3 separate regions of the Homo sapiens genome follow, and all the other regions are linked to region 3. The links are chromatin loops, found by intact Hi-C in ENCODE. Cell type or tissue: dorsolateral prefrontal cortex. All regions are shown on one strand.

Region 1 (8,000 bases), 160 kb before region 3:
ATAACCCCATTTATAACTGGGAAATGGCAGTCCAGAGGGTGTCACACCAAGGAAGCTCTGAGAGAGCAATGTCGCAGTGCTGGCCTCTCTTCATGGCAGCTCCACCTACAGGGTCGGGAGGGAACTTCCTGGAAGGAGGGCTGGTTGCCCCAGACACAGCAGGTGAAGTTCCAGGAAGAGGAGCTGGAGAAGAGCTAGAGATTCCACGGGGCCAGTTCTGCTTTGGAGCTGCCCATGTGGCCTGGGTTGGGCCCAGGTTGGTTCTGCCCCAGCTCCCAACTGCCTACTTAACATTCACAGACTTCTTCCTCCCATCCCACCTTCTCCTCTGCCAGGATAGCCCCTCCCTACAATGCCACCTCCCCAAACATAGACACGCTGGGTCCTACCGCCACACCTCTGCTCAAGGTGGGCACTCCTCCGAGATCAGTACCACATCCGTTTGCTCCTCCCTGTGTCCCCAGTGGATGCCGGCAACCGTGACCTGGGTGACCATACCAATAGCAGCTGCCATTTAATGACAGCCACTCTGGCCGCTCCACTGGCTGCACACCACTGGAAACCTTCAAGGTAGGTACCACCATACCCATCTTACAGACTGGAGACACTGAGGCCTAATGAGGTTCATTTGCCAGGGGTATGAAGAGATGGAACCAGATTCACACCCAGGTCTGTCTACCCCAAGCCTGTGTTCTCAGGACACCCAGCCCCAGCTCCTGACGAGACGGTGGGGCTGATGGGTGGACACCGGCCTCTCCTGCCAGCTCCCCACCTTCTCGCCCTCCTCCCAGCCTTCTCCTCCCCATTGCTTGCCTCTGTGTAGTTTCCTGTTCTCCAAGCAGCCTTCCACTTCTGCCCCGGTCACGTGGAGTTCCACTGCCAAGCTACTAAAGCCCAGGAAGTCTGCTGTGGACTCAGGTTAGGGTGGACTCCTGCCCCTGCTGGGACTCTGGGAGCAGGGTCTGCGTCCTCTACCCTCTGCTGCTTCCAGTGTGGCTGCCCACAGGGCTGGGCACTCAGGGGACAGGGGTGACAGTAAGGAACCCAGAAAGGGCCCAAAGAGTTGACTTGAATCTCAGGCAGGATGCAGGGCTGTGTGTTTTAAGGAAGAGGTTTACCCAAGGCCTGGACAACGAATCAGAGAGAACTCCAGACCCCACTTTGGCCCTGGACTGAGCTTTGGGGAAAGGAGGTCCCTGATCAACCCTTGCAGCCCCAGACAGCTCCACTGCTCCCTCCTGGCTGCCTCTGACTCTCTCTCTCTCCCTCCTTGTCTTTTTCCACCCCCTTCCTCTGCCCTTTTTCCCTTCCTAAAAAACACAGAGAAATGGGATTCAGAAGCCTACACCGCCTGCGAAGTATGGTTCAGCCTCCCCAAAAGAGGAAATGCCAGTGTGCGGGTTCTCATGGCAACTCCAGCTCCTCCCCCCGCAGCCGCCCTGCGCCCATATGGTGAGACTCGTGTGGCACCGGCTCAGAGGGGCCTTGGGGTCTGGGGCTTGGGCTGCAACGGGGGCCATGTTGGTTCCCTCGGCTGCCCTGTCCAGAGCTCACCCTCTTGGGCACACGAGACCACCTCCTGCAGGGACTCCCAGTCCTGTCCTCGGCCCTCCCCAGGATGCAGATATGTGGGGTGATATTCAGAAGCTGCCCCCAGTGTGTTAGGCACCCTCTGCCTCCCCCGTCCCTCTGGCTTTGTCCATGATACATGCCCTGGACTTTGGGAGTTCCATGTTAGGTGTGGAGGGATGGGGAAAACAGGAGTGCAGCCAGGAGCTGGTTTCTTTGTCCCTGGCAGTGGCACCCTGGCTGCCAGCCCCACCCCATCCCAAGCTACTGCACAGGTGCCCAGCAGTCCTGGTCTCTGAGCTGTGCAGTGAGGGAGCAAGGCTTGAGCCCTCGCTTTGGCTGAGCTGCCACAGGACACTGCCCCTTCATGCCCCTAAACTCTCCCCGTGCCCACCCAGGGCAGCTCCTACCAGCTGTGTGGACTCTTGGTTTTCGAGGACAGTTGGCATTTCCATGACATATAAAATGGAAGCTAATGCCAGGCAAGCTTGGGGACTGGAGGGATGGCAGCTGAGGAGCAAATCTTCTAAGGCTTGATACTCATCCTGCCTCTTTTTCTAGGGCTCAGACAGGGATGCCTGGGTCCCTGGTACTGCCTGGCTCCTCCTCCCTCCCCTGACCTCAGGTAGCTGCCCCAGACCTCAGCTAGTCATGGGGCATCTTGAAAGAACCACCCTGGGCAGGCTAGGTGGATGAGGGGCCGGGGGTGGGGGAACGCAAGCCCCAAGCCTGAGGGCAGTGAAGGTTGGGACCCACTCAGTGTTCATGAATGTGGCCCCTTCACCAGCTCAGGCCATTCTCTCTGGGTGTCCTGAATCCCCAAACTCCCCATCTTGATCCCTCCTGCACACTCCATTTCCAACTCTTCTCCCCAGACATTCCCATGACTATCAGAATCAAGGAACCCCAAAGGGGATAGGCTTGACCCCTAGGAGCACACAGATGGGGCCCAGAGAGGGTTAGAGCTCTACAAGGTCACACAGCGAGCCTGGGGTAAAGCCGGGCCCAGAAGTAGGTCCCCTGCCTCCCTGCCCAGGGTCCTCTGAAGGGCCCAAGCTGCTTCCTCTGAGGATCTCTCCCCCTCAACTGAAGGAAGGAGGGATGGATTTAGGGGGGCAGGGAGTAGAGATTCGGGAACAGATGGACTTGGAGGCTCCGCCGCGGGGGCTTGAGGGAGGGGGAGGAGGCCCGGAGAAACTGGAACTGTTACAAAGTTGCGAGTTAAAACATTCTTCACACTCCCGCCTCCTTTACTGTTCTGATGCACCAAGACGTGACAAAAATGTGTCAGATTTTTAAAAAACCGCACACACACACAAATGCCAGTCCCCGTCTCTGCCGCCCGCCCAAGCTTGGGCCATCTGTTTCCCGGGGGTGGGAGGGGAGTGGGGCTTGGCAGTCGGCACCATCACTCTGGATGCCCCCAACCTGGGGTCTGGACCAACGGCCTGGCCCAGAAATGGCCCTCAGGTGACGGCGGGATGTCTAGGAAGGTGAGGACTGTGACACTTCCCCGTCAGCAGGGCCGCCCTGCCCTGCCCACCCTGGAGTCCGGCGCATGCCCAGCCCTTCACACCGAGCTGGGCAGTAGCTCTTCTCTTCACTTCCTGCATGTGGGGGCACTGGGGCTTGGAGAGCCCTCTCTGGGACTCCCAAAGCCCACCCTTGTAGTACAGATGGGAAACTGAGGCCCAGAGAGGAGAGGAGAGGCCAGGTCCACAGTGAAACAGTCTGTGTACACACTTCACCCATTCGCTCAACAAACACTGACCAGGCATGCTCTGGTGCTGGTGCTGAGCACCGTTCTCACCGCACGTGGTTCTGGGCAAGGGGGACTCAGTGCTGAACTGGCAGATGCAGGCTTGTTCTCCAGCAGCTCAAGGCCAGGGGAAGGCAGCCGATCCGCAAGTAATAACAGACTGACAAACTGGGACTTCCAACAAAAGAAAGAGGAAGAAAAGAAAGCAGGCAGGCCTGGCAGTAGGGACTGGAAAGAAATGAGGGTGACCAATCATCCCCATTTGTCTGGGAATGTCTGCTTTCAGCACTAAGAGTTTTGCATCCTAGGAGACACCTCGGTTCTGGGCAAACCAGGATGACTGTCACCTGAAGGCTACTTTAGGTTGAGTACACTTGAGCTGAGTCCTGAACATGATGAAACCAGCAATGTGAAGATCTGGGGGGCAACAGAGGAGCTAAGACTGAGCGAGGACGGAGTGGGAGAGGAGCAGGGGAAAGGGAGGCAGGCAGATCACAAAGGGCCCGTGGGCCCTGGAATAGAGTGGAGTGGAGATTTTATCTAGTCACAGGATTCAATTTTATTGTGGTCATTGAGTCAAACTAGGGAGCAGCTTGGTGCAAAGGTCACAGATTGTAGAGAATTTTAAAAATTCATTAAGGTTGGAGCCCTGGGGGCAAGGGCAGTGGCTTGGGTGCCTGGAGAAGCTGGCTGGGACTAGATCTGAAGCTTCCTCAGGGAGCTGGGACTTCAGCCGTAGGGCAATGGGAGCCACTGAAGCGTATAAGCAGGGCTTGATGGGGTTAGATTTGCAAGGAAAAAACCCTAATGCTCTGGGCTGGTCATGGCTCTGTACAGGACCCTTTCCTGCCGTCCCCAGAACACCATGCACCACTGTCCCCACTCCCAAACCTTAGGGAGTCCTGTCATCTTCCAAGACCCAGCCCAAATGCCACCTCTTCTAAGAAGTCTTCCCTGACTTGCTGAGAGAGACAGGTGCAATCATGCCCTACCTAGGACTCCCCCATCCAAGGACCCTCAAGCAGAGGTCTCAAGGGAGCCCTCATCACAATGGACACTCTTTCGGTTCCCACTTTGTCACAGTGGATCCTTAAGGCCATCTGACCAGAACCATGTTCCAGTTGTGGACATGGAGGCTCAGAGAGGGCATGTAGTTTGCCTGAGACCACACAGCAGTTGAAGTGTGAGGTCAGTTCAGAACCATGTCACCTCTGTCTGAGTTCAGAGTCCCTGGGCTCCTGCCTACAGGGGTAGTGGATGGGGAGAAGCAAAGAGTGGCCAGTCACCTTCCCACACAGGAACAGAGGAGTGGTCATTACCATGGGGGGCTGGATGGGATGGACCATGGGGCGTGCCACCTGGCCAGCTGGCAGATTTATAATGGAAGTCTCCCAGATCAATTACTGTATTACCAGGCAGCCTGACCTTGAAAGCTGGTGGGGCGGGAGAGGCTGGGGTGGGGTGGGGTGGGGCCAGCCTAGAGCAGCTGCCTAGCCTCCTCCAGCAGAGGGCACCCTGGGAACCAGAAGACCTCCTGGTGGAGAGGAAAGGGGCGGGGCCTGGAATCGTACCATTATTGCACATTCTTCTGTTTAAAATAGTGAAAGTCCTTGTTAGAATGCAATAAACCCTTCCCTACACTATGCTCCAGGAAGAGATCATCAGACCATTCTGAAGAGGAGGAGTTGGCACAGTTACTTCTCCTCTCTGAGCCTCGATCTCCCTGCCGGCAAAATGGGGATCCTTGTCCCAGCTCCACTCACTCTATAGGGTTCGTTTGAGGCTCATGGTAAATAGGCTTAGAAATGGGCCCTCGGGCATGTCCAGCCTGGAGTAGAGTCAAGGGTGTCCAGGGGGCCAGGCGGAGGTTCAGCCATGGTAAGACGTGGAGGGGTGCCGAGGCCTCAGAGGACATTACTTCTGATTCCTCCCACAGTCTGTGTGATGATACTCGGCGCCAAGGGACTTTCTCAGGGGTGCTCTGAGATCCGGAGGGGAGGGTGCCTGGCCTGAAGCCCCACCCTTGCAGGCATCTCATGGGAGAATGGTGAGCCCTGGGGGGAGAGCAGAGTCTCCCTTGCTCTCCCGAGGCGACCTCAGCAGATGCCTGACATGGTTTGCAGCAACAGCTGGGCTCTATTCTCTGTACCAAGTGGGAGCAGGGATGGAGCCCTGGAGGAGGGAGAAGTTTGCCTCTTGCTCCCTCAGTTTCCCTTTGTCAACATTTCTCCTTAAACTCCCACCAATTAGAAATTCATTCGGGCTAGTGGATGAATTAAGGGACTTCATACATGCACAGTGTTTAGAACAGTGCCTTCCTGGCCTGGGTGGACAGGCAGAGAGTGGAGGGTGAGTAGCCTTCAAGGGCTGAGAGTCTGTCTGTAGTTTTCCCAGTGTCTGGTTTGGGAGTAGAGGAATGCACAGAGGCAGGGATGAGATCCCTGCCTGGAGCACAGGCCTCTTCCCAAGACAGGCGGGAGGGATGGATGGAGGGCTGCGGCTGTGCCTGAGCCTGGCTGCCTGCTCATCACAGTGCTGGGCACTGCAGGGAGAGTTTGGGGAGACAGGACAGGGTCAGGGGGTGATTATGGGCAAACAGAGTGGAAAATGAAGGCCTTCAGCTGGCAAATGAGTTTAACAGAAATGAGATGGGCAGAGGCTGTGATGAGAATTGCAATGCTGGGCAAAGGCGAGCCGATTTTCAAACTGGCCTGGGTGGGCAGGCTGGGATGGGTTAGCTTCATCCCTTGCCCTCAGGAGCCAGCCAGGTTGCAGGGACAGTGCCTGAGCCCCCAGACCCACCCCACACCAAGAAGGCAGAGGGACAGAGAGACCTTTGGATTGACAAGATCTCGCATGAGTGGTGGGATGAAATTAAAGCAGGAGGGACTGTGGTCAGACTTGCAGAAGAAGTTCTTGGACAGCATGGGAACAAACAGGGAAGGCTGGGAAGTCCTGGGGACAAGCTGCCCCCAATGCCCACCCTCCCAGAGGAGCTACTCCCAGCTCTGCCTCAGGCAGCAAGCAGAGCCTCCTCGCTGAGGGTATTCAGCTGTGGAAGACCTCCCAGAGGCAGGCCTCTCTTTGGGTCTCAGTTTGGATATCTATGAAATGGGAATGACAGTGCCTTGCCAGTTCATTTGAAGCCCCCAATGAGACTCAGCGCCAGACACTATCTGTTTCCTGGGTTGGGCCACCATCCCTGAGAGGGCAGAAGGCAAGACCTTCTCTGGCCCGAGGGCTCAAACACTGCTGGGTAAACAGCCTGAAGTGTGCCTCACAGCACCCTAGACCCTTGTCCTCTTTCCCCTACTGATCGCCCCACCCTCTGCTTCTTTTTCCCTCCTGCCCTTCCCAGCGGGGCCTGAGCAAACAGAGACAGCATGGCCCACATCTCACACAGGGACAGGCCAGCCCTCTACCTTTGCTGGGCCTCAGTTTCCCTGTGTGGACAAGGGCTGTGCTGACCCAGAGAGTCTTGGAGACCCTTCCAGGGCCCATGGTCTGGAGGAGAGGATGCTGTCTCTGATTCTTTCCCAATCCTCATGGGCCACTCCTGCCCAGGATGCTGCCTGCACCCACCCTGCCCGACTCCCCTCAACGGGAGCTTCCATGACCTCTGGATGGGGCAAGAGGAGATGGTAGGTAGGTTGAGGCAAGAGCCACTTCCAGTACAATAACTTATAACTGGCTGACAGATTGAATTAGACCTTTTCCAGCTCCATACCCCATTGATCCAGGAGGACCCACATATGTGAGTGTGTGTGACCCTGGCCTACACAGTTCTGGGGCCCCAGTGCACAGCCCCAGTCAGGTAGGGTTAGCAGAGGGAAGGCGTGGTACTGGTAGCTCCTACCCCCACCCCACCCTGCTCAGCTGCCCCAGCTCCTGCCCAAGGGGCCTCTGAGCACTAAGTTACAGCTTGGCCTGGCTGTGGGGAATGAGAGAAGGGCGGTCAGAGGGAGGAAGGATGGGGTTGGCTGGAGCCCTTGGGGATGAGGGGGCAGGAAACCCTTTTCTATGAGGTTCTCAAAGAGGGAACAGGCTGCCCAGCCCCAACTGAGAACATGACCCCACCCTCACCTTCTCTCAAAGCCAATACCCTCCACCCTCTCTTGAAGCCTTTCCAGCCCCCTCTAACTCCTCTTTAGCAGCCCCCAGCTCAAGGCCAAGGACTAGCTTCCTTGGCCCTGGGTTTCCCTGAATGCCCAGCCTGGGGGTCTCTACTCCATGAAGGGCTGGTGGGTGAAGGCAGGCCTGCCTGCCTCTCTGTGACCTAAAAATCAATCCTTTTAGCCCCTTCTGAAGCCAGAAGGTCTCTGGTTCTATATTTTAAAATACTTTGAAGTCGATGGACTGACTCCTGAGCCATCCTGTGCACATGTGCCCTCAGCTTGGTCACACGCAGGCACACACACTGCACATGTGTATACCAACAGATGCACACGATGACAGCAATATTTCAGTAGCTGACCACCGCACAGAACCCACACTCCCTGGGCTGGGAAAAAGACAGGCACTGCAGGAGGCTCTGGGACAAGCAAGGCCCCTGCAGGAAGGAAGCCGGTGCTTCACCACACTCGAAAGGCAGGACTCCGCCTCTGGGGGAAGGTGGGGATGCCGGGGGTCACCCCCAACCTGACAGGCTTTTTGAGGATCAGCCTCACCTCCA
Region 2 (8,000 bases), 630 kb before region 3:
AGTGAGCAGATTGTGCCACAGTACTTCAGCCTGGGTGACAGAGTGAGACCTTGTCTCAAAAAAAAAAAAAAAAAAAAGGCTGAAAAGGAGACCAGGGGCCAGATCATGCAAGGCCTTTTAGGCTTTTAAAGATTATAGAGTTTATCCTAAGAGCAGTGGGAAGCCACTGAAGGGTCTTGAATAGGGGAAACAACATAATCCAATTTGCATTTTAAAAAGACAGCTCTGACCAAAACCCATGAAATTCTTACGTATATAAGTCCAACAAAATATGTGTAAAATCTAGAATCTATATGAGCAAAACTATAAAACACTGATAGATGAAGGGGGGAAGAAGGGGGAAAGGTAAGCAAATTATAGCCCAGAGGCCAAATGTAGCTTATTCCTGTTTTTGTATCCCAAGGTTAAGGATGCTTTTTATGTTTTTAAATGGTTGGAAACAAATCAAAACGAGAATAATGTTCTGCAACAAGTGAAAATTATATGAAATTCTAAATTCAGTACCCACAAATAAAGCTCCATTGGAACGCCAGTCACACTCATTTGTTTACATACTCATTTGCCTATGGTGGCTTCTGTGCTACAATGGAGAGATGAGTAGCTATGAAATGTGTGACACACAGACTGTATGCTTCACTTTTACTGCTTTGTGGCACTCTACAAATTGCAGGATTTCCACTGGTGCATCTATCAGCTGTGTGAAATTACATTTTTCAAAGATAATACATAAAATTATAAAATAAAATTATGAAATACGTAAAATTTCATTACAGATATGAATTAATAGATGAACATTTGTAATCAATTTTGATGAGAGGAAGTACTAACTTTGAACCCCCATCAAGCACAATGTTATCCTCCCCAAAATGGAATTTCATTCTTCTCACTAGCAAACCTCTGTTATAAAATATTGTACCTAAATATATTTTGCCTTTTATCAAAAACATTTGCCAAAAAAAAAATGACAAGAGAATGAAGACAAACCCCAGAGTAGGAGAAATTATGTGAAACATTCATATCTGACAAAGGACTTTGTATTTGGAATATATAAAGAACTTTCAAAACTCAACAAAAAGAAAAACCCAATAAAAAACAGGTAAAAGATTTGAGCAGACACTTAACCAAATATATATGATTTTTGATCTTTTTTTTTGAGACAGGATCTCACTCTGTCACCCAGTCTGGTGTGTAGTGGTATGATCACAGCTCACTGCAGCCTCAACCTCCCTGGCTCAATCAAGCCTCTCACCTCAGCCTCTGGAGTAGCTGGGACTATGGGCACATGCCACTATGCCTGGCTAATTTTTCTATTTTTTTTATAGAGATGGGGTTTCTCCATGTTGTCCAGGGTGGTCTCAAACTCTTGGGCTCAAGGGACCCAGCTGCCTCGGCCTCCCCAAAATGTTGAGATTACAGGCATGAGACACTGTGCCCAGCCAAAGATACATGGATTGCATTTAAACAATATAAAAATTGTAAATATAATTTACAATATTTATAATATTGTAGTAAATAAAATTTATAATATTGTAAATATAATTAGCCACATGGAAGTGCAAATTAAAACTACAATGTGCTACCACTACACATTTATTAGAATGGTTAAAATAAAATTAAAACAAAAACAACTGATGCTAGCGAGGATGTGAAGCAATTGAAACTCATATATTGCTGGTGGGAATGTAAATGGTTCAGGTATTCTGAAAAACAGTTTTGCAGTTTCTTATAGAGTTAATCATAAACTTACCTTGGAGCCCAGCAATCCCACTCCTAGGTATTTACCCAAGATAAATAAAAACTTTTGTTTACACTAAAACCAATACACAAAGGTTTACAGCCAAAAGCTGGAAACAATCTAAATGTTAGGTGGCAGTGGTTACATAACTGCATACATTTGTCAAAACTCACAGAACCGGCAGGTAGGCTGGGCGCGGTAGCTCATGCCTGTAATCCCAGCACTGTGGGAGGCTGAGGCGGGTGGATCACTTGAGGCCAGGAGTTTGAGACTAGCCTGGCCAACATGGTGAAATCCTGTCTCTACCAAAAATACAAAAATTAGCCAGGCATGGTGGTGTATGCCCGTAATCTTAGCTACTCAGGAGGCTGAGGCATGAGAATTGCTTGAACCTGGGTGGCGGAGGTTGCAGTGAGCCGAGGTTGCATTGTGCCACTGCACCACAGTCTAAGACAAACAAACAACTCATAGAACTACGCACTTAAAAAAAGTGAATTTTACTACATGTAAATTTACCTTCAATAAACCTGACTTTAAAAAGACAGCTCTGCTGCTATGTAGAAAATGGACTCGGGAAGAACAGGACAGGAGGCTTAAAAGACTGACATAGGCAAACTAAGATCTGATGAGGATCTGGATTAGGATGTGGTGTCAGGGAAGGCAGAGAAAGATGCAGGAATGACTGGATTTTGAAGAGTAAAAAGTATTGAGGTTTTAGGTTTATGTATTCAAATGATTATGGAGCCATTTACTGAGATGACAACATTGGAGGAGGTGCAACTTTTGAAGGGAAGACTATGAGTCCATATTTTGTCACCCTGCATACAAGACAGTATATGAATTTAGGAGTCTGAAACATGGATGAGAATTCTGTGGTTCTCCTCTGCTTAGGAATTACTAGTATAGAGATATTTAGGCCGAAAAGAAAATAGTGAGCTGAGGAGGTGGCCTTGGTGGGTGAACCAGGGAGAAGGGGCTACTTCCTCTCCCCTAACTGAAAACTAACAGCCAAGGTGTGATGACACAGAAGCCAGATGAGGAAATGTCATGAAGGAGAAAGACAATAACTATTTCAAATGCTGCTGAGAGGTAACGGAAAATGAGGACTTACATACATGCCCATTGGACTTGGCAACATGAGCTCATCTGTGACCTTAGCATGAACTATTTGGTTCAGTGGTGGGGATGGAAACCAGACTGCAGTGAGTTGAAGAGTGAGATAATAGAGCAATGGTAGATAACTTTTGGAGAAGAGTAGGCAGGAAGGAGAAGCAAGAAGGAGCTAGGAGGATGGGGGTCCAGAAAGGATTTCCTTATTTTAAGATGGGAAAACCTAGATAATGTTGAATGGTAATATTGGGGAAAGATACAGGCCAGGGTGAGAGGCTGAAAAAACAGGAAAGAGGAAAGAATCACAATACTTAGAATGTTAAAACTGTGCAGGTTTCTAATTCAACTGTGTTTTATGGACAAAGGAATCGAAGCCTAGAAGAGACAGTGACTTTCCTAAGGACACACAGTAAATAAGAAAGACCCAGAACTGGGACTCAAGGCTACAACTACCTACAATATGTTTTGTTTTTACCTTTTTTGGTAGATGTTTTTTTCTTTTGTTGTATATGCTCACTGTGGAAACTCAGAAAAGCATAAAGAAAATAGAAACCATATGTAAACTTATTATTCAGAAGTAACTTTTATTAACAGTTTGGGGGCAGTTCCTGTCAGTCACCAAGAATTTAAATTAAAAAATTCCCTGTGTACTTAGCACTATGCAGCACTGAATACAAAAAAGAATAAGGCATCTTGGCATAATATCTTGTTAACCAAGTTAAACAGACTCTGATAAGAGTGGGATTAAGTTTTCTCTTTGTAAGTAGTACAATATATTTGCTTTTTCAAAGACTAGTAGATAATAGTAAAAATAATTCCCCACTTTGAGTAAAAGTAAGTTAATTCAGTCAAAAGATGGCTAAGCTGATTAACAGCTATCACTTATCAACAGAATAGCCAAATGAGACTCACCAGGAACACCATTTGCTTATGTCAGTGTTGTGTGCACTAGGAACCCATGTTGCATATGACATTCGTTTACAAGTTTGTGTCCATCTGTATTCATCTGGTTTAAAACCGAGACACTTATACATATGTAACAAACCTGCACATTGTGCACATGTACCCTAAAACTTAAAGTATAATAATAAAAAACAAAAAACAAAAAAACCGAGACATGAACCAGGCAAACACCTTTAGCAAGCACCAGATGGAGCTGCTGTCTAAGCCACAAAACCTTAACCACGAGGGCTTCATTTTAAACACTAATTATATTTGGAGACAAAGAGGTGCACTTAAAGACACTGTCAAAACTATTTTAACCTACAACAGTCTCATAGAGGGGGAATCTGTACCAGATGCAGGTCTGTCCAAAGAGCAATCCTTGGGTTTTACAGCCTTTGTGAAATGACTTCAGTGGCAATCAATAACTAGCAGCTTTCCCTGCTCAACACCAACGCTCCCCAAATGGGAAACTCCAGTCTCCAAAGTTATGCTTGAGAAATAAGAAATGTGTCTCCTGAGGCACTTACACAAGGAAATAAAACAGTCTATCCTGGTGTCTTCTATTTATTTGCCAGAACAGGTCTGATACAGAGCACCCAAATGGAATGTTTGATAAGAAAAGCTCATTTACCTCCACATTCCTTATAATCTCAAAGCAAATCTTCTAGATGAAATAGTCTATGGGAGAGTTTAATGGCTGAAGCTGCCCCTAGGAGGTAGCCAGGATTCCATGATCTAAAATCCTATTTCATATTTGACAGTTTTCAGGACCAAAGCCCTTCAGGCTATAGATTAAGCTATTCAAGAGTGGCCTATTTCACTTCAAGTCATGACAGCTTTTTAAGAACCTATTACTGTTTTTTATTCTCTCTACTGCCATACAATGACAATAATTAGTTTGCTTCTAGTCCAACAGTTTCAGGCAGATTTGATACCAAAAAAAAACCCCACAAAAATACAAAAAAACAACAAACAAATCCACAATGGATTTCAATCTTGAAATAAACTGGCCAGCAGAAAGAGCTGGAGCTCCTCAAGCTGGATTCAATTTCCATTAGTGAAGAAAAGGAAAGTGTGTAGGTGGGAGATTAAACACCATATATACAGCATTTCCTAAAGGCACCCAAGGAGAATCTGTTAATAATAAAGGAGGATGGAGAATGAACTGCTAAGCTCCTCCAATTCTGTGACTCCCGAAGCCCACCATCTCTCTCCATAAAATCTGTCACATTGCCATGGAGGCAGAGTCAAGAATCCTCACTGCTGTACGTGGGCTTTTAAGGACACTCTCAGTGAGGATCTATTGCCTATATGTCATCCCACATATTAGTCCATCTCCAGGATGCTAGGGAACAATTTACAAGTCAAGGTTCTCACTAGGCTTTTGTTAAAGAACATGTGGGTCACTTAAAAAAAAGGAAAGGAAAATGTGACAACCATACCCACGTCACTGTTCCCAACCTTTCCTTCTTCCACAGTGAAAAATGCTGACCTGACACCTCAACCAGCTGCCAAACTCTTCAGTATATGACTAAAAGGGTGGGGAGAGGAAGTGAAAGCAAAGCTGCAGGAAGAAGTTTTGCAGAAGATAAAACACAGCTTAAATTTGGTACACAAATGGAAATTCCATGAGTAAAAGGGACTTTCTTGAGATCTGACTGAAAAAAAAAATTATCATTCCTTGCTATCACAAGAACATGAGGTTCTCCTATCTAAAGAAGAAACCAAAGTAAAATCTGCTTAATTTTGGAAACTTAATGAAATCTCCAGAAGCCCATCCAGTTCCAATTGTTCTAACCACAACAGTTTTTCTAACAGTTCACTGCTCCTGTCACATGGTAGTCATCTCAGGATAAGAATCATGTAACAACAAATGCACCCCTGCAAAGCAGCACCGCTCAGTTCCAACTAATTTTTAAATTCAAACTCTTTGACGAATCAGTTAACTACTACTAATAATAATTATTATAAACTTGGTAATAACTAGTTATAAGATTAGAAGTTCCAAAATGTTCCCTGAAACCACTTTAGACCCCTATTTAAGAAGGTATACATCAGAGAAGAAGTTAAAGTATTATCTAATAACAGCCAAGACTCCATAGTCTTTTATAGTTTTATTTTATTCACAAGCTTTTTCTTCTGCTTGGAATGTATTTCCTCTAATGCTGTTCCATTTGTTGAAACCCTATTTATCCTTCAAGATGCAGTTTAAATTTTACCTCTGTGATGAAGTTTTGCCTAACTCGATTATACCACATTGTTTTGTAATTATGTAAGTCCCCAGAAGGCAGGTCTAAGTGTTTTTCCTCTCTATATCTCTTGAATTGTTTGGAATACATTGGATACTAAATAAATGTTTTCACTCAAGAATAATTCTAGTTAGCATTTACTACTAAGTACCAGGCCCTTTACCCATAAAAACTCATAATTCGGCCAGGTGCGGTGGCTCAAGCCTGTAATCCCAACACTACATTTTGGGAGGCCAAGGCGGGCAGATCACCTGAAGTCAGGAGTTTGAGACCAGCCTGGCCAACATGGTGAAACTCTGTCCATACTAAAAATACAAAAATTAGCCAGGCGTGGTGGTGCGCGCCTGTAGTCCCAGCTACTCAGAAAGCTGAGGCAGGAGAATCACTTGAACCTGGGAGGGGGAGGTTGCAGTGAGCCGAGATCGCGCCACTGCACTCCAGCCTAGGCAACAGAGCGAGACTCTATCTCAAAAAAACAAAACAAAACAAACACCTCATAATTCTCACAAAACTCTATGATAGACATACTATTATTTGCCCTACTTTACTGATGAAGAAACTGAAACTTGCCCAAGGTCACATAGCTAGTAAATGGCAGAGCCAGGATGAATGCATGCATGCACGTATGCATGCATAAATGGTATAGCTTCATGGCATCTGGAGGCTGCTTTAAACATAAACATGGCAGTGTCTGAAAGACAGTCCACACAGCAGCAGCAGCAGCAGCAGCACTGTCCACCATAGTGGAATTCCACCATGAATGAAGAAGTGTAAGAAATAGGCACACCCACACCTTCCCCTCCTCAGCTCTAAGATGATCAGTCCAGGTGCTCACTGCAGAATAAGCCAGAAGGAAACAAACAGGCATAAACTTAGCTAGTAGGCTGTCTCAAAGTTGTGTTTTTTGTGTTTCAGAGTGTTGAGGAAGTAATATTACGAGGCAAATTAAGCATGATCTTTCATCCAGCTCTCCAAGTCAGGAACCACTCTGATTTGGAGGGGCCACTGAAGTGGCTGGTTGAGAGTGAGTTGGTGAGATGTTGCTATCAGTCACCTTGCTCTGTTCCTCTTCTCCATTGCCCTCAACCTCAGAGCCAACTGCCAAGTGAAGAAAGCTGGACTGCAGGCTAAATTAGGGAGTCACAGCTGATTGAGATGTGAGAAGACAGGGAATAAGAAAGAGACTAAATAAGGGCAGAGCAAAATTCAAATAAGAGAAGGTGGGAAAAAGGAAATTGGGAAGGAAGGAGAAATAAGAAAATAGTTAATGATTCTAAGAAAAATCCTGCTTGAATGTTTATAGCCACATAATCAGAGTGAGCAATGTCATTTTCTACCACTCTTCACTCATTTTTGGAGGCTTTATTGTCTTGTGTTACTTTATGTTTGGCAGGAGGCATTATTTTTCCAATTAAAAGAAATTTTACCTTTCCCAGCTATAGAAAAGAGTGAACAATACATACTGTAAAACATTTATAATTTAGACTTTTAAAGGGAAAAAGTACTTCTAAATTAATGAAAGTCTGAATTACACAATACTTTGAAGAAGTATAGATTTATTGCTTTTGAGGAAATACCATAATAAACTAGTCTTTCCTAGTGCAGATATTTGGACCTGTTCTAATAAATAAGTTGGAATTATTTTCTTAATGGTTGTAAATACATAACTTAAAATGCAGTCAAAGAATACTTCTCACACTGGAATCTGGGATGTGTTTTCAAGGGTCTATGAGTTCTCCAAAAGAGCTGAATATTAAACTGAAAGTAAAGTTTACATCTAAAATAAACTAATGTAAACACAGGCAGGATCATTGCAATGGCCATATTAACTAAGCACAGCAATATAATTTCCAGGACTACAAATACCTTTCTGTTTCTAATATGAGCTGACACCAAGCACACTACTTTAACTGTAAGAAATAATGAGAAAAGAAAGGCTCACTTAATATGTAGATGATACA
Region 3 (8,000 bases):
CAGCCAGAGCCAACAAGGGAGGAGCAGGGAGAGGCAGAGAGAGGCCGCCCGGGACGGGGAAGCCAGCAAAGGCTGAGGAGGCCACCGCCAGGATCCAGCAGGCCCAGCCCCACCCCCAGTGGTAACTCCCGGGCAACAGCTCTTACCCCGAAGGCCCTGGGGATGACTCCAGGCTGCCAGCAGGACTGAGGGAAGTCACAGAAGCCTGCCTGGGGCTGACAGCTCTGACCTCCTGTTCTTCAGGTGGGCCACCTGGGGAGGAAGTGGCCACAATAGCCACCAGAGTCCCCTCCAATTCCCCCAGTGCACATTTAGATCTCCACGGGGCATCTTTGGCCCACAGAGGGGCTCTAGGATGGAGAGGGTAGGAAGGCTTTTGGGGCCCAAACACAAGGACAATGCCAGGACCCAGCATAGAGTGCCAGGTTGGGCGGGAGTGATTCGGATCCCTGGGATGGTAGTGAACTCCCAGAGCTGTGCAGAGGATGACAGGAGCCGGGCTTCCAAACCATCAAGCAAAGCACTGACAGCCTCTGGCCCCAAATCCAGGAAGCACATATTTAACCAAGCTAGGGTCAAAAGGTCCCACAGGTCAGGAGCTTTTGTTCAACTGCCTCCAGCTGAGAACAGCCGCCAGCCCAGTAAACGTGCCACACGCAGCAGGAGCCCGCCTGCCAGGTCAATAAAGAAGGCCTGGGTGTCCTCCATGCCTCACCAAAGACCAGGGTCAGCGGATACCCTCGCAGTGGAAAAGGGCTGTCCTAAGACTTAGAAAACTACCTCCATCTCTGCCACAAAATCCTCCTCTGTGAAATGGATAAGCAACTTGCCCACCGGTCCTGCATTCTCACAAAGTGGCTGAGAGATTCCAGAAGGATAATGGAGGTGGAAGTAAGGTTTAAGCCTGAAAGCTGATATTACCATAGACATTACCATACTCCAGAGACCCAGGTAGATACTGACTGGTCCAGCCACCACACCCCTCCACACAGCATCCAGGCTGAGATCAAGACTTCTAACCACACAGGTTCACAGGCGAGTGGCAGGAAAGAAGGCATATGGATGGGGGCTGCTTGGGATCCCAGCAGTTACAACCCCAGGGAAGTCCAAGCTGGAAGGACTCAGGAGCAACCAGAGAAGGCTTCCTAGAGGAGGAAAAACCTGCCCTGGAAACAAGGAGGATGAGGAACCTGCAGGAGTCCTGACCCCAGATCCTTCCTTGGGCCTCTCACTCCAGGAGACACGGGGTTCTCTCCCTCTCAGAGGCACCATCTTGGACCACAGCTTTCCATCCCATCTTCCACAGGACTGGCTGGGTTGGCACTTAGGGGTGTGGGGAGGTTCCCTCAGGCAGCCAGTACAGGTCCAGAGTGTGGGAGGAGACTCACAATGGGAGAGGGTACAAAGCACAGCCACAACCTCAATGTAGAGTGAGGCACGCGGGGGCATGGCTCCAAGCAGGTATGGGGCACCAGGCCGGCAGACCTGGAGACGCCCCCGGCCTCTTGGGAGCTCCTGAGGGTCCAGGTCGGGTGGGGCGCGCCTTGCGGCAAGTTCCCTTCTTCCAGCCACCGTCCTGAGGAGCAGAAGGCGCGGGGACACACACATACACGCCCGGGCACGTCGCCGCACTCCCCCAACTGAACCTTGGTGTCTTCCTCCTGCCTGCAAAGACATCCCAGGCCCTGGGCCTGGGAGCTGTCCCCGCGCGGTCCTGCCTGACCCTAGCGGGGTCATAGTAGTCTGGCGCCCGGAGCGGCTCCAGCGCGGCGCCGCGGGCCTAGGTGGGTGTCCCAGAGAGCGGGCGGCTGCGCGACTGAGGAGCTGGAGGCGCACCCCTCCGCCCGCCAGACGGCCCGGCCCGCGCCCCCGCCCCACTCCCCTCGCGTTCTCTTCTCTGGAAAGGAAGGCCGGAGTTGCACCCTCAAAGCGCCTCCGTCCCCACCCCTCCCGGCCCGCCGCGCCCCAGGGGCTCCACAAACTTGCTGCAAGTCGTCGGGGCTGCAGCTGCAGGTAAGGGTGAGGCGGGGCCGCGGCCTGGGCTGCCGAGCACGCCCCCTCCCAGCCCCAAGCGTGCACGCCCCCCACGGACGCGCACCCAGCACCCCACCCCCGCCGCTGCCCCCGAGGCTCCCGCCCAATCAGAGGCCGCGCGCGCCGCGCCGCCGGCGGGCAGACACACCGGCTCCCCGGCCTGCGCCCCTGCGGCCCTGGCCCCGCTGCAGCGTCCCGGCCCGGCCACACTCACCGTCCCGGGCGCGCCGTCCGCGCGCGGCTCCGCTCCGGGCCGGCATCCCCCGGCTCGGCTGCCTCCGGTCCCCGCTCCGGCCTCGGTTCCCGCTCCGCAGGGCTCGGCTCCGCGATGGTGGCCGCGGCGGCGAGCGCGGCAGGGAGGGCGTGTGTATGCGCGTGAGAGCGCGCAGCGTGTGCATGTGCGTGTGCGCGGGAGGGTCCCGGCTCCCCTGCGCGTCCCGCTCCTGCCTCCTGCTCGCCACGATGCGATGCCGGCAGAATCTCTACCGCGCGCCCCCACTGCCCGGCGCCCACACTCGCGCACACACGCGCACACCCAGGCGCGCACACCCGGCTCCGCACTCCCGACTCGCCCTCCTGGAGCGCTCACAAAGACCCCCTGCCGGGACGGCCGGAGCCTGCGGAGCGCGGCCCTGGGCCCCTCCGGGACCCGCCGGCCTTAGGTGCCCCGCTGCTCCCCGTAGGGACCCCGCGGGCGGCCCGGCTCCCGCACCCTGCCTGGCCGGGCCGCGGCCGCGCTCCCAGCCCGAACCTGGGCCCAGGTGCCGACTCGGGCTTCTCGCACTCCCGCGGGAAGCGCCGGCCCCCTCCGCGGCGCCGCCGCCCTTCTCCCCCCCTTCCAGTCCGGCCTCTCCGGCGCCTCCCTGCCTTGTCCCACCTGCCCAGCCCGGTCCTCGTTCTCCCCGCTGCTCTCCGTCTGTCTCGCCGCCGCCCTCTCCCGCGCCCCTTCCTCCCCACCGCCCTGCGCTGCCTCTCACATTCTCCGCATTACAGCGGGTGCCGCCCGCCGCTCGCGGGGCCCAGGGTTCGAGCGCGCAGTGGGCGGCGAGGGGACCCGCCACGCCCGGCCCCGCCGCCCCCTCCGCTCTCCGCGGCTCCGCGGCTGCTAGCTCCGGCCTGGCGCTAGGGTGGCGACGTCCCGCGCTAGCCTCGGCTGCCGCTGACAGCTCTCATCTCGCCCGGGCTTAAAGGGATAGCGCACCCGGCTCGACCGGCCCCACCCGGGGGCCCCGGGGAAGGGACCTCGCTGCGCGGGAACAGTCCGGGGCGGTGGCACAGCCGGGGCCGTGCGGGCGACGCCCTCTCCGCCGCCGTGGAGCCCGGCCCTCGGGGCTGGAGGTGAGTCAAGGAGAAGGACGGTCAGACCACGCCATCCAGGGGGCGCTCAGCGGCCAAGCCTCTGGGCCGACAATGGGTGTGCGGCGGTGTAGGCTGAGCGCCCTGGACTGCGTGGCGGGGGATGGGGGTCAGTGAAGCTGCCGTCTGAGTCTGAACTCCAGGTGAAGACACCTGTCATGCTGGGAGGACAGGGCTCACGGGCTGGCGTCCCGCTCCTGCTGTGTGACCTTGGGCAAATGCCGACCCCTCTCTGCACCTCAGTTTACCCCCTTTGGGAAGGGCATGGCTTCCATCATTTCTGAGCCCATGCCCAGCTCTGATATGGTGTTAGGTCCCCATAGAAGGGGGAGTCCCAAGGTAGTCCCTCAGCCCCCAGAGTCCCACCTCCTTGCCTGTGAGAGCTGAGGCCACCGCTGAGACTGCAATCCTTGCCACCCCGGACACTCACCAGGACTGGTCTGCCTCCTCCTTCCAACTGCCTCATCAGGGAAACCAGGGAACGAGGTAAAGTTGAGTCAGTACAGGGACCTACCGTTTGCAGAGCTCCCTCACATCCAAGATCTCCCTGGACCCTCATGACACCCCTGGGAAGTAAAGTGCACCCCTACGCTCCCGGTCAGCCTGATCCTGGACAAGTCTAGCACGTGAGCATTTCGTCTTCAGGGCCCCCTCCCCACCCTTACTCCCACCCAGGCTGTCCCTTGCTCTCCAGAGGGATGCATTTTGCCCATTGTTCAGGAAGTTTCTGTCATATGCCCCATCCTGTGCTAGGTCCTGGAGACACAGATGATTTAGACACATTCCTACCTTCAGAAAATAAGAATAAGGGAGGTATGATAGAGCTGTGGTGGGTGGAGGAGGTCCTGGAGGAGGTGACATTGAAGCCAGATAGTGAAGGATGAGTAAGAATTGGCCAGGCAGAAAGGAACACGAAGGGTATCCCATGCCAAAAGAAGAGCATGTGCAAAGACCTGGAAGTGGGAAATGGAGTGATGGGTGTTTTGGAGGGAAGAGAAGCTATAAATCCTTGATTTGAGGAGTTTCGACTTTGTTCTGGGGCAGCAGCAGAGCTGCCACTTGGCAAATCTAGGCAGCAGCCCCCACCCCCACCTTTCAGCCGTCACAGAGGTATGGCTAAGGGCTTCCCAAACCCAGCAGCTTTTGCCAGAGGCCACCCCCTCTTCTGTTTCTCCCCTCTAAGCCCAGACCCACTTCTGCACCCATATCTACAGCCAGACGCAGCACAGCCTCCCCCTGCTGTCCGGAGCTGGAAGTAGGAGAAGCCCAGGCTGCGCTGTGGCTGTGATGTGAGTCCAGGAAGGGCCAGGCTCCTGTACCCACCCATCATGAAGGTGCCCTGTGAAGACCCTAGACTTTGGTATCAGGCAGATCCAGTATCAGTTCCAGCCTCAGTGTCCTCCTTGGTACAATGGGAATAAAAATACATTGCCAGTAACATGACTGGCAAAGAATCCACGAGGGACGATGCTCAGGAATGGCTCAGCACACAGCGGGCATGCGGCAAATGGCCTTTTCTTCCCCGTGTCCGAGCTTGGCTTTGTGGCCCATCCCAAAGTCCCTGTTGTCTCCCCTCTCCCTCTTTCCCTGACCATTTTCCTTCTACCTCCCTACCAGACTTCCTGGGGGTCTCAAGGGAGATGAGCTCATGGCTGTTGCCTGCTCTGGCTCAGCACGCCTCCTGAGGAGTCTTCCCAGGGCTTCCAGGTGAGCCCTAGGGAAGCCACACAGAGACAAACAGCCTTTCCCCAGAGTCTCTGACATCCTTGCAGAGCAGCAATTTCAGCCTGCATCCCCATCCATTTCCCACCATCCAGTTCTCCCGCTTACTTCTGCTGTCTTGGAAGCCACACAGCCTTTGTGTCCGTGCTTGGGAATTTATGCCCAGCTATGCGGTGCAAACTCAAATAGGTGGCACACTTTCTCTGAGCCTTAACTCCCTCCCTAAGTATGGGAGCAAGCTGATATGCACCACAGGGATGACGAACCTGAGTCTATGTCATTTATTTTCCCCAGCAAGTCCAAGCCTAGGCCCTCTATCCAGGAGTTCTGCACAAAGGCAGTCATGTGCAGAGGCCTCTCTGGGGTCCCCTTGTGTCCTGCCCTTGTGCTGGTGGCCAGAGGCTGTTGCCACGTCTTCCTTCCAGCAGGCTTTACAGAGAGGCATGGCATGAATAATGACCAGGCCCACTCTACGGCCAGAGCAGTAGTAGCTGGGGGCCTGGGGCAGGGACCAGGAACAAGACCAGTTGGACAGCTAGCTCCAGGAGGTAGCTCCTCTACCAGGGGCTGGTGGCTGGCTGCTTTCCACCACAGAGGCTGGGTCAGTGCCCCAATAAATGCCTGCCCAGGGCCGCTCTGCTGTTTCCAGCCATCTTCATGGGCCAGTCATGGAGAACTTTGGCAGTGTTCCAGATCTAATCATCACACCAGGTCCAGCCGAGAGACTGAGAGTGGCCCACATGGAATTCGAGGAGGCAGTGGGCATTTCCCACCCACTTCCTCTGAAACCCCTGGTTTCCTAAGCCAGGCTGAAAAGCAGGTCACCAAGTGTTCAGAGAAATGCCCCACCCAGCTGGGCTGTCTCCTTGCTATCTCTAAACACATCCAATCTCCCCACCTCCACGTCTTTCCCCACCTGTCCCCATCACTTTTGGTTTCCACACGTCTCAAGTCCTTCCATCCCTAAGCAGCTGGCGTCAACCACCCCCTCCCCACCCCGATCTCCCTCTTTACTCTTGGCAGAGTGTGGCCAGGAGATTTTCATTCATTGGCTCACCCTCACACTAATCTTGGTGTTATCATTCCCATTTCAGAGAAGAAAAAAGCAAGGCTCAGGGAGAAGTTCCAGGATTTGAACTGAGAGCCAACATTCTTTATTCTTTCCATGAATATGCATTGTGGGCCTACTTCATGCCACACATTGCGCCAGGCATGGGGAATACGTGGTGGAGACCTCAGAGTCCAGATGAGACAGGGAGAAACCAAACCACCATGCAAACAAATGTAAAATGACAACTGGGACAAATGCTGTGACAAGGTCTGTGGGGACCTGGTCTAGTCTGGACTAGGGAGTCAGGAGAGGCTTCTTGCAGGATGTGACATTCAACGTAGCACCAGAAGGTGGAGTAGACAATGACCCAGAGAAGTGGGGACTCCAGAGAGAGGGAACAACGCTTTCAAAGTCCCCATGGTGAGAGGAAAGAGAAAAAGGCCATGTGGCCAGAGCATGAGGAGAGAGGATTAGAGATGGGGGTGCAGGTGGCATGGGTCAGGACAATAGGTTCTAGTGGGACCAGCAAGGAGTTGGGGTTTTAGCCTAGAGGCTCTGGGCTGGCCCTGGAGGTTCAAAGCAGAGGACAGTGCTGCCACTGTTCCTCCAACTGTCACCTCCCAGCCCACCACTCTGCACCCAGGGACCACTTCCACCCTCTTCTCTGATGCCCAGGCCCTGGCACAAGGTGAGACATCCTGGGGAGTCAGACTGGGCAGCTGAGTGGGCGGCCTCGTGAGGGAGCAGGAGGCCTTGGCCCCGCCTCTTGTCAGATGCTAGCTGGATGCCTCCAGGCAGCACTTGCCCCTCTGTGTCCCCCAGAACTATGAAGAATGGACTGATTGTCTTCTGCCGTCTCTGGTTGATCCTGTAACAAGGGAATGGAGAAGATACAGCATGACTCCAACCAGGCCAGATTCCAGGGCCTTGGCCCTGCAGTGAGCAGAGGGGCTGCCTGAGGCCTGCTGCTGGCCTATGCCTTCCCATCCCTCCTCCACCCTTGAGCCTGCCTCACCTGGCTCTTCCCAAGGAGTGCACTCCAGGAAGCTTTCTTCCTCTCTCCACCCCAGACCTCACCTGCACCCTCACCCATGTCTCCACTATCAGCCTGGCAACTGCATCAGATGACTGGGAGTCCCTGTTGGCCTGTCAGTGCTCAGCTGGACTGTTGAGCCTCTGGTTTTCCAGCTGTAGAAGGGTGTCATTCTGTACTCTTCCTGTCTCCCTGGACAGGAGAGGACGGTGTAAACTGGAATTCTTGTCATAACCATCAGCTACTCTGCCAGAGTGCTCCTTGCTGTCAAGCATCCTCCTGAGACCCTGAAGTCAGCACCACCGTGGGCCACAGACATACCAGCTGACCCCATAAAACCTTCCCTGGAAAGTTGTAGCCAGCTGCATCCCCCGAGTAGGACTGTGTCGCCGTCGTGGGCACCAGTGAGCAGAGACAAGATTATAGTGCCCATTAACAGCTGGAAAACTGAGGCTCCAGACAGAAGGGGCTGGCCCAGGCCACCACAGCAAGCCCTCCTACCTCACCCCATCCTAGACTGCCTGGGTGGGTCCAGGGAAGCAGGACTATGTGGGGTGCCATCTCCCATCCCCCAGTGTTCCCTCGCAGGTTCAGAAAGCAGCTGCTCCCTCCCAGGTGACACTGCACCTTGCCATCTGTGTGAGGGGCCTCTTCTCTTGTGTGAGTTGCAGTTTCTGCTTGGGAGGCTGCCTTACCTTGTTAAGGGCCCTGCCTAAAGAGGCAGGGGTGGCCCTGTAGGAGCTGTCCCCAGGTCAGCACAGGGCCTTGAGCTCATGGAGCAGGGGCCAGGCCCACTTGTTGAGA

What was found. A loop is a pair of places that touch in the nucleus more often than their neighbours do. Peaks named below come from ENCODE experiments on the same cell type or tissue, not always from the same donor. Only the 100,000 strongest peaks of a DNase experiment are listed, where the experiment ranks them.
Region 1: a loop joins it to region 3, with 4 times the contacts of the local background. A loop is called at or near these places in 30 of 110 quality-filtered maps.
Region 2: it touches region 3 in a loop (2.8-fold over the local background); 2 of 110 quality-filtered maps call a loop at or near these places.

Annotation. Positions count from the first base shown.
Region 1 is chr15:77,655,067-77,663,066 of GRCh38, forward strand. It overlaps LINGO1-AS2 (LINGO1 antisense RNA 2), which reads left to right and starts at 4,985. Exons shown (of 3, transcript NR_120362.1): 1 at 4,985-5,099. It also overlaps a transcript of LINGO1 not described here. RefSeq lists an enhancer at 4,859-5,780. In dorsolateral prefrontal cortex, a CTCF peak has its summit at 4,854 (motif pointing right); DNase peaks (open chromatin) are centred at 1,414, 2,775 and 4,855; H3K27ac peaks cover 7,750 bases.
Region 2 is chr15:77,182,693-77,190,692 of GRCh38, forward strand. All of the region lies in intron 6 of PEAK1 (pseudopodium enriched atypical kinase 1), which reads right to left. Among named protein-coding and RNA genes, the nearest start is that of LINC00597, 39 kb to the right of the region's middle. RefSeq lists an enhancer at 5,053-5,272. In dorsolateral prefrontal cortex, CTCF peaks have their summits at 3,993 (motif pointing right) and 4,195; no DNase peak of the experiment used is centred here; H3K27ac peaks cover 4,108 bases.
Region 3 is chr15:77,817,023-77,825,022 of GRCh38, forward strand. It overlaps a transcript of LINGO1 not described here. Among named protein-coding and RNA genes, the nearest start is that of LINGO1-AS2, 160 kb to the left of the region's middle. RefSeq lists enhancers at 906-1,540, 1,541-2,175. In dorsolateral prefrontal cortex, CTCF peaks have their summits at 3,382, 4,622 (motif pointing left) and 4,821; DNase peaks (open chromatin) are centred at 2,467, 3,211, 3,408 and 4,649; H3K4me3 peaks cover 4,241 bases; H3K27ac peaks cover 3,198 bases; H3K27me3 peaks cover 2,062 bases.